Linked DNA regions of Homo sapiens: region 1 is linked to region 2. The links are chromatin contacts, found by Hi-C in ENCODE. All regions are on one chromosome and are shown on one strand. The core of a region is the stretch at or near the end of the contact, and the rest is flanking DNA. Distances in the headings are between cores, read along the strand shown. Region 1 overlaps ALPL (alkaline phosphatase, biomineralization associated). Region 2 overlaps ECE1 (endothelin converting enzyme 1).

Region 1 (4,557 bases), core at 193-2,692, 300 kb before region 2:
GCCAGCCATCCTCTCTCATTCATCTATCCACGTTCTCGCCCAGCCATGGTCAACGTGGCCATCCATCCACCCACCTGCCTGTCTACCCGACCACCACTCAACTCACTCCCCTGCCTCACCCTGCATTTTCTCCCCATCCCCAGTAACTCTTCCTCCCCACCCAGTTGTCATTGAGTCCCCACCATGCTCTGGGCTTGCTGGCTCTCCCACCCACTCCTGCTCCCAGGTGGGTAGACAGGAGACCCCAGGAGTGTCCACCCCAAAGAAGGCCCACCTACCAAAGATAGAGTTGCCACGGGGGGTGTATCCACCAAATGTGAAGACGTGGGAATGGTCCGCAGTGACCACGGTCAGAGTGTCTTCCGAGGAGGTCAAGCTGCCTGCCTGCCCGATGGCCCGGTCCATCTCCACCGCCTCATGCAGGGCCTGCTTGGCTTTTCCTTCATGGTGCCCGTGGTCAATTCTGCCTCCTTGGGACACCAAGGCAAAGGCCTCGGTGAGGGAGGAGGGGAGGAAGATCTGCTCCCCAGCCCCACAACACTGCTGCTGGATTAACCTTTGTTAGCTAGGGAAGGACAGGAACCTTCGCCGGGCACCACTCTGAGCTAGCACCACAGCCTAGGCATTTTACGCAGCCATTCAACCTGACGGAGGCCAGAGAGGGACAGCCCCGGTGCCAAAGGCACATGCATGGGGGCTGCAAAGTCCAGATGTGTAATCAAATTCACCAGGCCGGGAAGCTGTACTCCTCCCACCGCCCCTCCCAGCACTGTCTCTAGCTGCTTGAAGGAGGCACTGAAGCCTTTGGGAGGTAGGGAAGGGGGCACGCTGGAATCCCTACAATGTGCCAGGCACGACACACCCATGTCTCTTTTCCCCTGAACAGCAATGCTGGGCAGAGAGGAATATGATCAGTCCTGTTTACAGATGGAGCAACTGAGGCCTAGTGTGGGGAAGCCCACGGTGGGATTTGCCAGGATGTGAATTCAGGTGTGACTCGTCCTAACCCCGTTTTTCATCTCTACCTCAAATCATCCCCTCTAAAAAGAAAGCACGGAGCTCCCAGAGGTAGTGAAAGTCCCCAGTGCCTGGGCAGTGCCTGTGGCAGGTTCCACAAAGCCCTGCCGAAGCCTGAACCCTCGCAGCCTCCGCCCCCGCTTCCCACCTCCGGGTGAGTGCAGGGGCCTGGCTGGAGGCTTGGCCCAGCAGCCGAGGGCTCTGTGACCTTAAAGGAACACTTCCCTTGCTAACAGGAGGGCGCTGCCTGGTGGACACTCCCAGCTTGGAGGGTCCTGGGCGCCAGGCAGCCCTCTGTTCCCACCAGTCTGAGCCTCGCGGTGGCCCGGCAGGCTGGCAGGGCGTGTCCTCCCTTTGTTGTGGCTCTGGGAGCAGCTAGCCTGGGCGGCCCATCCTGGCCTTGCTCACAAAGGAAACCGCTCCCGGGGGAGCCCGTGCTCACCACCGCTGGTTTCTGGCTGGCTCCTTGGCGTCAGAGGCCTGTTCGGGGCCAGGCCAAGACCGCTGTGCTCGAGTGGGAACCCCGGGGTTTGGCAAGAAAGCAGCCAAGCTGGGCTGGCGGACGCTCACCTCTGGAAGGCGGAGGCGCTGAGCATGTGTGTATGCGTGGGGAGCATATGTGCAAACATGTTCACGTGTGTGCATGTGTGTGTATACATACCGATGTTAGCAGGGCAACATGAGGAACTGCGGTGGGCAAGGGCTGTTAGCACTGGAAGGTTTCTGGAATCTTTATCACTTCCTCACACTTCCTATTGTTCCCGCCTTAACTATTGTGTAGCCATAACAAGGCTAATAATAGAAACACGGTTTATTCTTTACTGGGCCCCGTTCCAAGTACTTTATGTCTCTGAACACAATGGAGGCGAATCACTCTCCAGGAGACAGATGCTATTTTTGGCTTCACATAACAGAAGTGCACAGGTAGAGGTCACACCGCCAGCAGATGGCAGCGCCAGGCCAAGAATTCAGGTCTGTCTGCAAGGCCCCTGGCCGGCGCTGAAAGAGCCTGGGAACATCAGCACACAGCGTGGGAAAGCCGGGGCCTGCGGATTTGCTTTTCTGGGCAGTGAGGCTGAGGGGCTGCTTGCCCCTTCAGGGCCAGGTCCCCAAGAAAGACTACCAAAGGGGAGAAATCTGCCTCCTCTCCCAGGAAGCCTTCCTGGATTGCTGAACCTAACTTGCATCTCCATGCCCAAAGGAGAGCAGCTTGCTGGGCTGGGAGTGTCTACAGTGCCACCCGTCTCCTTCCACAACCTATTCTCCTAAAGGGACCTCTCCCTTCACCCCCAAACCAGTCAGTTCCCTTTAAGAGCTGGACTTCTCCATCCTGACACCAGGGCCGTGTTTCCAGCAGCCCCCTCTCAGCAGACCCGGGGTCCCTACCTTCCACCAGCAAGAAGAAGCCTTTGGGGTTCTTCCGCAGGATCTGGATGGCCACCACCACCATCTCGGAGAGTGACGGGTCCGTCACGTTGTTCCTGTTCAGCTCGTACTGCATGTCCCCTGGCTCGAAGAGACCTGAGGAGGACGCCAGGAGGATGTGGATGCTGAGAGGCTGTGACCCGGCTAGGAGGACTCCAAGGAAGCTGGGGTGTCTCAGGGAATGCAGGCTCCCCACAGCCAGCTTGGGGTAGAGTATGGTGGCTGGGAGGATCCTTATCTGGGTGATTTTTGTGGGCCCAGAATTAGGCCCCCAATTCCTTTTTTTTTCTTTTTTCTTTTTCTTTTCTTTTCTTTTTTTTTTTTGAGACAGAGTCTCACTCTGTTGTCCAGGCTGGAGTGCAGTGGTGCGATCTCGGCTCCCTGCAACCTCTGCCTCCCGGGTTCAAGTGATTCTCCTGCCTTAGCCTCCTGAATAGCTGGGATTACAGACATGCATCACCACACCCAGCTAATTTTTGTTGTATTTTAAGTAGAGACAGGGTTTCACCATGTTAGCCAGGCTGGTCTCGAACTCCTGACCTCAGGTCATCCGCCCACCTCGGCCTCCCAAAGTGTTGGGATTACAGGCGTGAGCCTCCGCACCCAGCCCCAATTCCTTTCATTTTCATTCCCACCACTATGGCGCGGTGGGATCACCATGCCCGTTTCACAGATGAGGAGCACTGAGGCCCAGAGGTGTTCCATAACTTGCTATTGTCAGCTGAGAAGTGGCAGATCTGGGGTTCAAATCCATCAGTCAGTCTGCCTCCAGCCTGCAGGGCTCAGCACACAGCACTGTGGCCCCAAGGCAGAGGGTCACAGCCTGGACTCGATGGGGCCGCTAGAGTGTGTGTGCATTTACATGTTGGATTTGAAGGGCACGGTGGCCTGTGCAGCGAAACAGCAGAAGGTTTGGAATCATTGTCCCTCCTGCTCACTGGGCTCCGTTTTCTCACTTGTGACATAAGGAGAATGATCCATTCCTTGCCCATGGCACAAAGTTCCATGTGTCCCATGCTGGTGCTTCTGATTCTGGTGTCCTTCCAATTCTGGTGTCCTTCCAGAACACCCTGCCCCTCTGTGAGTGGGTACACAGCCGAACAATAGCTCCCATGCACACAGGGTTCACTTGGTGCCACATGCTGTTAGCGCTTTGGAAGCAGGCAAAAGCCAGCCTCCAAGATGGTGCCCAATAACCCCTGCCCCCTGGAATTCACGCGCTTGTGTGGTCTCCTCCCACACTAGCCTTTGTATGCCATAGAATGCCACCGAAATGATGGTGTGTGATTTCGAAGGCTGGGGCATAAAATGTTGTAGCTTCTGTTTATATACTCTTGGATCTCTGTGGGAAGCCAGCCACCATGTAATGAGGACACTCAAGCTGCTCTATAGAGAGCAATGTGCCAAGGAACTGAGGCCTCCTGCCAACAGCCAAGACCAACTCGCCAGCCATGTGAGTGAACCATCCTGGAAGCACCAGCCCCAGTCAAGCCTTCAGATGACTGTGACCTCATGGGAGACCCAGCTAAGCTGTCCCCAGATTCCTGACCCAAAGAAATTGAGTGAGGCAATAAATGTTTACTCTTGTTTTAAACTGTTAAGTTTTGTTTTGTGACAGGGTCTCACTCTGTTGCCCAAACTGGTGCAGTGGCATGATCATAGCTCACTGCAGCCTCAAACTCTTGGGCTCAAGCAAGCCTCCCACGTCAGCTTCCTGAGTGGCTGGCACCACCACACCTGGCTAATGTTTTCTTTCTTTCTTTTTTTTAAGATAGGGTCTTGCTCTGTCACCCAGGCTGGAGTGCAGTGGCATAATCACAACTCACTGCAGCCTCAACCTCCTGGGCTCAGGTGGATCCTCCTACCTCAGCCTCCTGAGTAGCTGGGACTAAAGGTGTGCGCCACCACACCTGGCCAGTTTTTAAAAAATTTTTGTAGAATTGAGGTCTCGCTATGTTTCCCAGGCTGGTCTCAAACTCCTGGGCTCAAGTGATCAACCTGCCTTGGCCTCCCAAAGTGCTAGGATTACAGGCGCGAGCCATTGCACCTGGCCTAAGTTTTTTCGTGTTTGTTCTTTGTTTTTTGTTTTTAGACGGAGTCTTGCTCTGTCACCCA
Region 2 (4,987 bases), core at 2,240-4,739:
TCGCTCTTATCCCCCAGGATTGAGTGCAATGGCTCGATCTTGGCTCACTGTAACCTCCATCTCCCGGGTTCAAACGATTCTTCTGCCTCTGCCTCCCAAGTAGCTGTGATTAAGTCGGCCTCCCAAAGTGCTGGGATTACAGGCGTGAGCCACGGCACCTGGCGTAGCCTTTGGGTTTTTGAGGATTCCCTGAGGTCACTCACTCTCCTGCTTGTACGTAGGAGTGATTTTTCCTATTTCCTCCTTCTATTTCTAATAGGCTTTCCTCCTTCCTATGTCCTGTCATCCATACTGTCTACATCACCCTTTTGGCACATAGTAAATGTTCAGTTTATTTTTGTAGAAAGGAGGACAGACATTTCTCCTACTGTTCCATTTTGATTTATGTGTATATCCCCAACTGAATTGTTAGCTCTTGGATTAAAGGACTCTGCCTTTTTATGCCCAATACCCCAGTACCCTACACACACACACACACACACACACACACACACACACGCACACACGCACGGGCACACACTTTCACGCAGGTGCACACATGCACACACACGCACTCCATACTCAGCAGAGAACCTGGAAGGTAGTCATTATCTTGCTGAATAAATGAATGCATGCGTGAATGAATAAATTTGTTGAGCATCAAGGAATAATAAAGAGTCAATGAATATTTATGGAGGAGAAGGTTGATTAAGAGAAACACCTGGGTTCTGGGTACCTTTTAGCCACAGGAAGGATTTTAGACAGCTGAGTAGAAGTCTTGTGTTATAAGCGGAAATCATTTCTCTGTAGGGGTCTAGTGACCGTCCAGTTCCAAATCTGTGTGGTCAGGGCCAGGGTGGGACATGTGGCCCCTGGGCCCCAAGCCCCCTTCTCTGCCCTCCCTGCTTCTTCCCTGCCTGCCCTTCACTGGCCTCTTGTCCTTAACCCTTCCAGGATCCCCCTCTGTGTGCCTGAGCGAAGCTTGTGTCTCAGTGACCAGCTCCATCTTGAGCTCCATGGACCCCACAGTGGACCCCTGCCATGACTTCTTCAGCTACGCCTGTGGGGGCTGGATCAAGGCCAACCCAGTCCCTGATGGCCACTCACGCTGGGGGACCTTCAGCAACCTCTGGGAACACAACCAAGCAATCATCAAGCACCTCCTCGGTAAGCATCCAGCATGGAGACCAATAAATGGGCCACAGCGGGGAGCTGTCAGCTGGCCCAGCCAGCTTCCCAGCTGCGCCTGCTTAAAGGAGGAGCTTGGCAGAATGGGCCGGGCACGGTGGCTCACACCTGTAATCCCAGCACTTTGAGAGGTCAAGGTGGGTGGATCACTTGAGGCCAGGAGTTCAAGACCAGCCTGGCCAACATGGCAAAACCCTGTCTCTACTAAAAATACAAAAATTAGCTAGGCATGGTGGCGTGCGCCTGTAGTCCCAACTACTCGGGAGGCTGAGGCAGGAGAATCGCTTGAAACTGGGAGGCAGAGGTTGCAGTGAGCCGAGATCGCGCCACTGCACTCCAGCCTGGGCAACAGAGTGAGACTCTTGTCTAAAAAACAAGAAAAGAGGAGCCTGGCAGAATGGAAGACCATAGACTTGGGAGTAGGTGAAGCTGGGTTAGAATGTCTGCCCTCACTCATTGTATGATCCTGAGTAAGTCACATATCTCTGAACCTCAGTTTCTTCATCTGTAAAATGAGACTAATAAGACCCAAGGTACAGAGTTTTGAGAACTAGAGAGCACATGTGTAAAGCATTAGCATGGTGTGTGTGGCATGTAGGGTGTACACAAGAACTGGTGGCTGTGGTCGTTACTTTTGTGGCTTCAAGCTTGGCGTAGCTTTTGACTAGTATTGACTGTGAGTTTTGAAAGTTATGAGCAAAAGGGATCGAGACTGAACACACTAGATCAGATTCTAAGGTTGTGATCCAATGAAAGTTCTAACAACAGCTTATCAGAGGATTAGTTATTCAGTGTAGGCGGGAATCATCCTTAGCCTCACGGTGATCGGGCTTGCACGATAAGCCCTCTGGTCAGAGTTCTCTTTGCACTTCACTAGGCCTTGGGCACCTCTAGTTCACCCCTGTGTTGATGGTTTTTCCTCAGATTAGAGCTCCACGTTGTCTTGTTTGCAGCTGTATCCTTAGTTAATGTTTGTTGGATTCCCGTCTGCCCACTGGGCTCCTCCCCCAGTGTGAAATCATGACACCTGTGCTGTACCATAAAGCTGCCCACCTTAACCCTCCCACAGCTGGGACCATGGCTGTCTCCCTCTGCTGCTGTCCCCTGCTCCATCCTGGGACCCTAAATGCTGGGAGAGGCTGCATTCTGAAAAGTCAGTCAATTTATCCATCAACAACAGAACCTAGATCCGACAAATACTGATTGTTTTAAAAAACTTTAAGATATTCAAAGGCAGGTACAATAGAAGATACCCAAAAGGGGACAGATCTTCTTAAAGGGACACGAATCTTAAGAGACAGGAAATGATTCTAAATGGACAATTAACAATTTAAGGCAACTGGGTCTTTTAGATTACAGGGAAAGTAGGCAAACCAGGTGAAGGAGACCTTTCCTTTCTTTCCTGCCCCAGCCCCACAGAGCAGAGCCGCCGCTAGGTAAAACACACCCACCCTTTCTCCTGGCCTCCGACAGCTCCTGAAGCAGCAGCAGCAGCTGCCTTCAGCCTAACTTCCTGAGGATGAGCAGGGTGGTGTGTATGGAGGTAGGGTTGAAGCTCAGTATGTCCGAAGCAGCAAAGCCCCAGTCTGAGATGTCCCCCTGCCTGCCTTATGCCACCAAAGTGCCTTTGAAAGGGCATGCAGCTTTTCATTTTAGAACCAGACACTTAAAAGGCAAATATGTCTATCATTGCAAGACTGGAACTCAAGGACGACCCTTCTCCAGTGCCTAACATCACAGCTGGGGGCTTGGCAGGGCCCATAGTCCAGGTAGTATAACAAGGTGGGTCGGTTCCTCTGCTTCAGACTCACCAGGACCTGGGTTCGAATCTGGACTCTGCCACTTACTATGAGGTCTTGGGTCAATTACATCACCTCCCTGGCTTGTTTTCTCATGAGTACAGTGGGAACCATGCCTCCTCTGAATTTTGAAAATTAAATGGGAAATACATTTAAATGTATTTAAACCATGCCTAGGCTTGGCATGTTGTGGTGGCTGCTGTTTGTATTGATGCTACTGTTATTCACCCTTGACCTTTGCACAGCATTTGACAGGTTACAGAGCTGTTTTGTAGACACCATCCCACTTGATCCTGCAGGGTGGAAGCTGGGAAGGTGTTGCTCACTCTGTTGGTAGATGAGGAAAGCGAGATCCGGAGAGGTCCTCATGATAGGCTAGTGAGTGGCAGAGCTGAGACTTGCTTGATGCCTGGTCTTGTGCCCTTTCCTCTGTCCCACACCACCTCCTTCAGGTACAAGGGACAGACATTAGCTCCCTTTCCGCAGTGCCTGCAAGAACCTGCAGGGGGCGCAGAGCCTGAGGGCCTGAAGGAAGGAGAGACACGGATGTCCGCCGTGCGCTGTGCACTGTACCATGCTCTTTAGAGCCACTGCTTCCTTAATCCTCACAACCCCAGACTTCGGAATTGTTGTTCCCATTTTATAGATGCAGCAACTGAGGCTCCCAGAGGTTAAGTGACTTTGTCAAGGATATACCACCAGTCCAAAATGGTGAGGGGCTCACTCTCTGGGGAGCAGTTAGCATTTAGAGGGGATGGGGCAGGACAGTGGACAGGCCCTCTAGCTTCCCAGTGAGGCCCAGAATGGGCTCTTGTGCATTGTGTGGGTTCTGGTCTGACTGGTTCTGGGGCTGGTTCTCACTGGGAGAACCTTAGGTCTGAGCCAAGATTGAGTCCATCCCCACTGTTCCTGACAATCAAGCCGTGGGTGGGGAGCTGCATCCAATGGGCCATGGAACAACCCAAAATCATGCATTCAACCCTGACCCCGAGGCCAAGGTCTGGTGATACCAGGAGGCCAGACCGCAGAGTTCTGAAGTCAAGCAGTCCTGGTGTGCTAGCTGCTTATCACTCGTGTGGCCTTGGACAAGTGACCTGGCTTCTCTCCCACTTAGTTTCATTATCTGTACAGTAGGGATAATGATGCCTCCTAACACATACAGTTACTGTGAGTATTGACTTGCCTGGGATGGTTCAAAGTGCTGAGCACTGGAATACATCGGAATACTAGCCTGGCACCTAGTAGGTGCTCGTCAAAGCACAGCTGCCCTCCTTGGTGGTGGTAGGTGAGTTCCAACCCAGACTTCTTACAAACAAGCTGTATGACTGCAGAGAGGTCACCCAGATTTTTAGGTCCTCGGCTCATCACCTATAAAGTGGGAACTAACTGAAACTCAGCTCATTAGTAGGGATGCTCTAAGGGTTAATTGGGTGGGCAAAGAACAAAGTCATTATTTCTTATTTATTAGAGAAGCGCTGGTATGTGGACCCAGTTGTCAGGAAGGAGGTGCAGAATACAGCTATGACACACTGAGCATCTCACTTGTATTATTTCATTGAATTCTCATAGTAAACTCATGGAGTAGGCTGCATTTGCACATTTTACAGATGAGACTCATGAATATGAAGGAAATGTATTTCCTAGGAAATGGTGAGGCTGGGATTAGACCCAGAGCTGTGGGACCTCAAAGCCTGTATTCTTTCTCTACTCACTCTACTGTCAGATTCAGCAGGGAGAGGCCCTGGGTCGGCACTGCTGGCAGGGAGAGCAGCCGAGAAGTGTGGTTCGCCTGCCTCCTTTCCCCAGCGGCTGCTCCACAGAGTTCTCAGCCCAGGCCAGCCAAGCCCCAGCCCAGGTCCAGTGAACACAGGAGCTGGGGTCACCCCCATGTCATACTGACTAGGGGCTTCCCCGGAAGACATATCCTGGGGTCCTCTCCCTCAAGGCTCAGTCCTCGGAACTAGTCTGGAAATGGCCCCTCACCTGTGGGCTTGATACCTGGGACTTTGATACATGGAAAC

The links. A loop is a pair of places that touch in the nucleus more often than their neighbours do. Pooled maps may share reads with other maps.
Region 1: a map of IMR-90 shows a loop between it and region 2 (2.9-fold over the local background). The contact joins two enhancer-like sites. A Hi-C loop is called at or near these places in 3 of 168 maps with a recorded cell type or tissue (IMR-90, cardiac septum and sciatic nerve) and 7 of 50 pooled maps.

What each region holds. Positions count from the first base shown.
Region 1 is chr1:21,571,646-21,576,202 of GRCh38, reverse strand. ALPL (alkaline phosphatase, biomineralization associated) reads right to left here. Exons shown (of 12, transcript NM_000478.6): 9 at 2,404-2,538; 10 at 279-470. Among named protein-coding and RNA genes, the nearest start is that of LINC02596, 13 kb to the left of the region's middle. RefSeq lists enhancers at 706-1,380, 1,381-2,055. Within about 2 kb of position 1,442, at least 18 of the 41 ENCODE cell types and tissues checked have a DNase peak (open chromatin) inside an H3K27ac peak, as active enhancers do.
Region 2 is chr1:21,268,858-21,273,844 of GRCh38, reverse strand. ECE1 (endothelin converting enzyme 1) reads left to right here. Exons shown (of 19, transcript NM_001397.3): 4 at 934-1,146. Among named protein-coding and RNA genes, the nearest start is that of ECE1, 19 kb to the left of the region's middle. RefSeq lists an enhancer at 3,315-3,609. Within about 2 kb of position 3,489, at least 12 of the 41 ENCODE cell types and tissues checked have a DNase peak (open chromatin) inside an H3K27ac peak, as active enhancers do.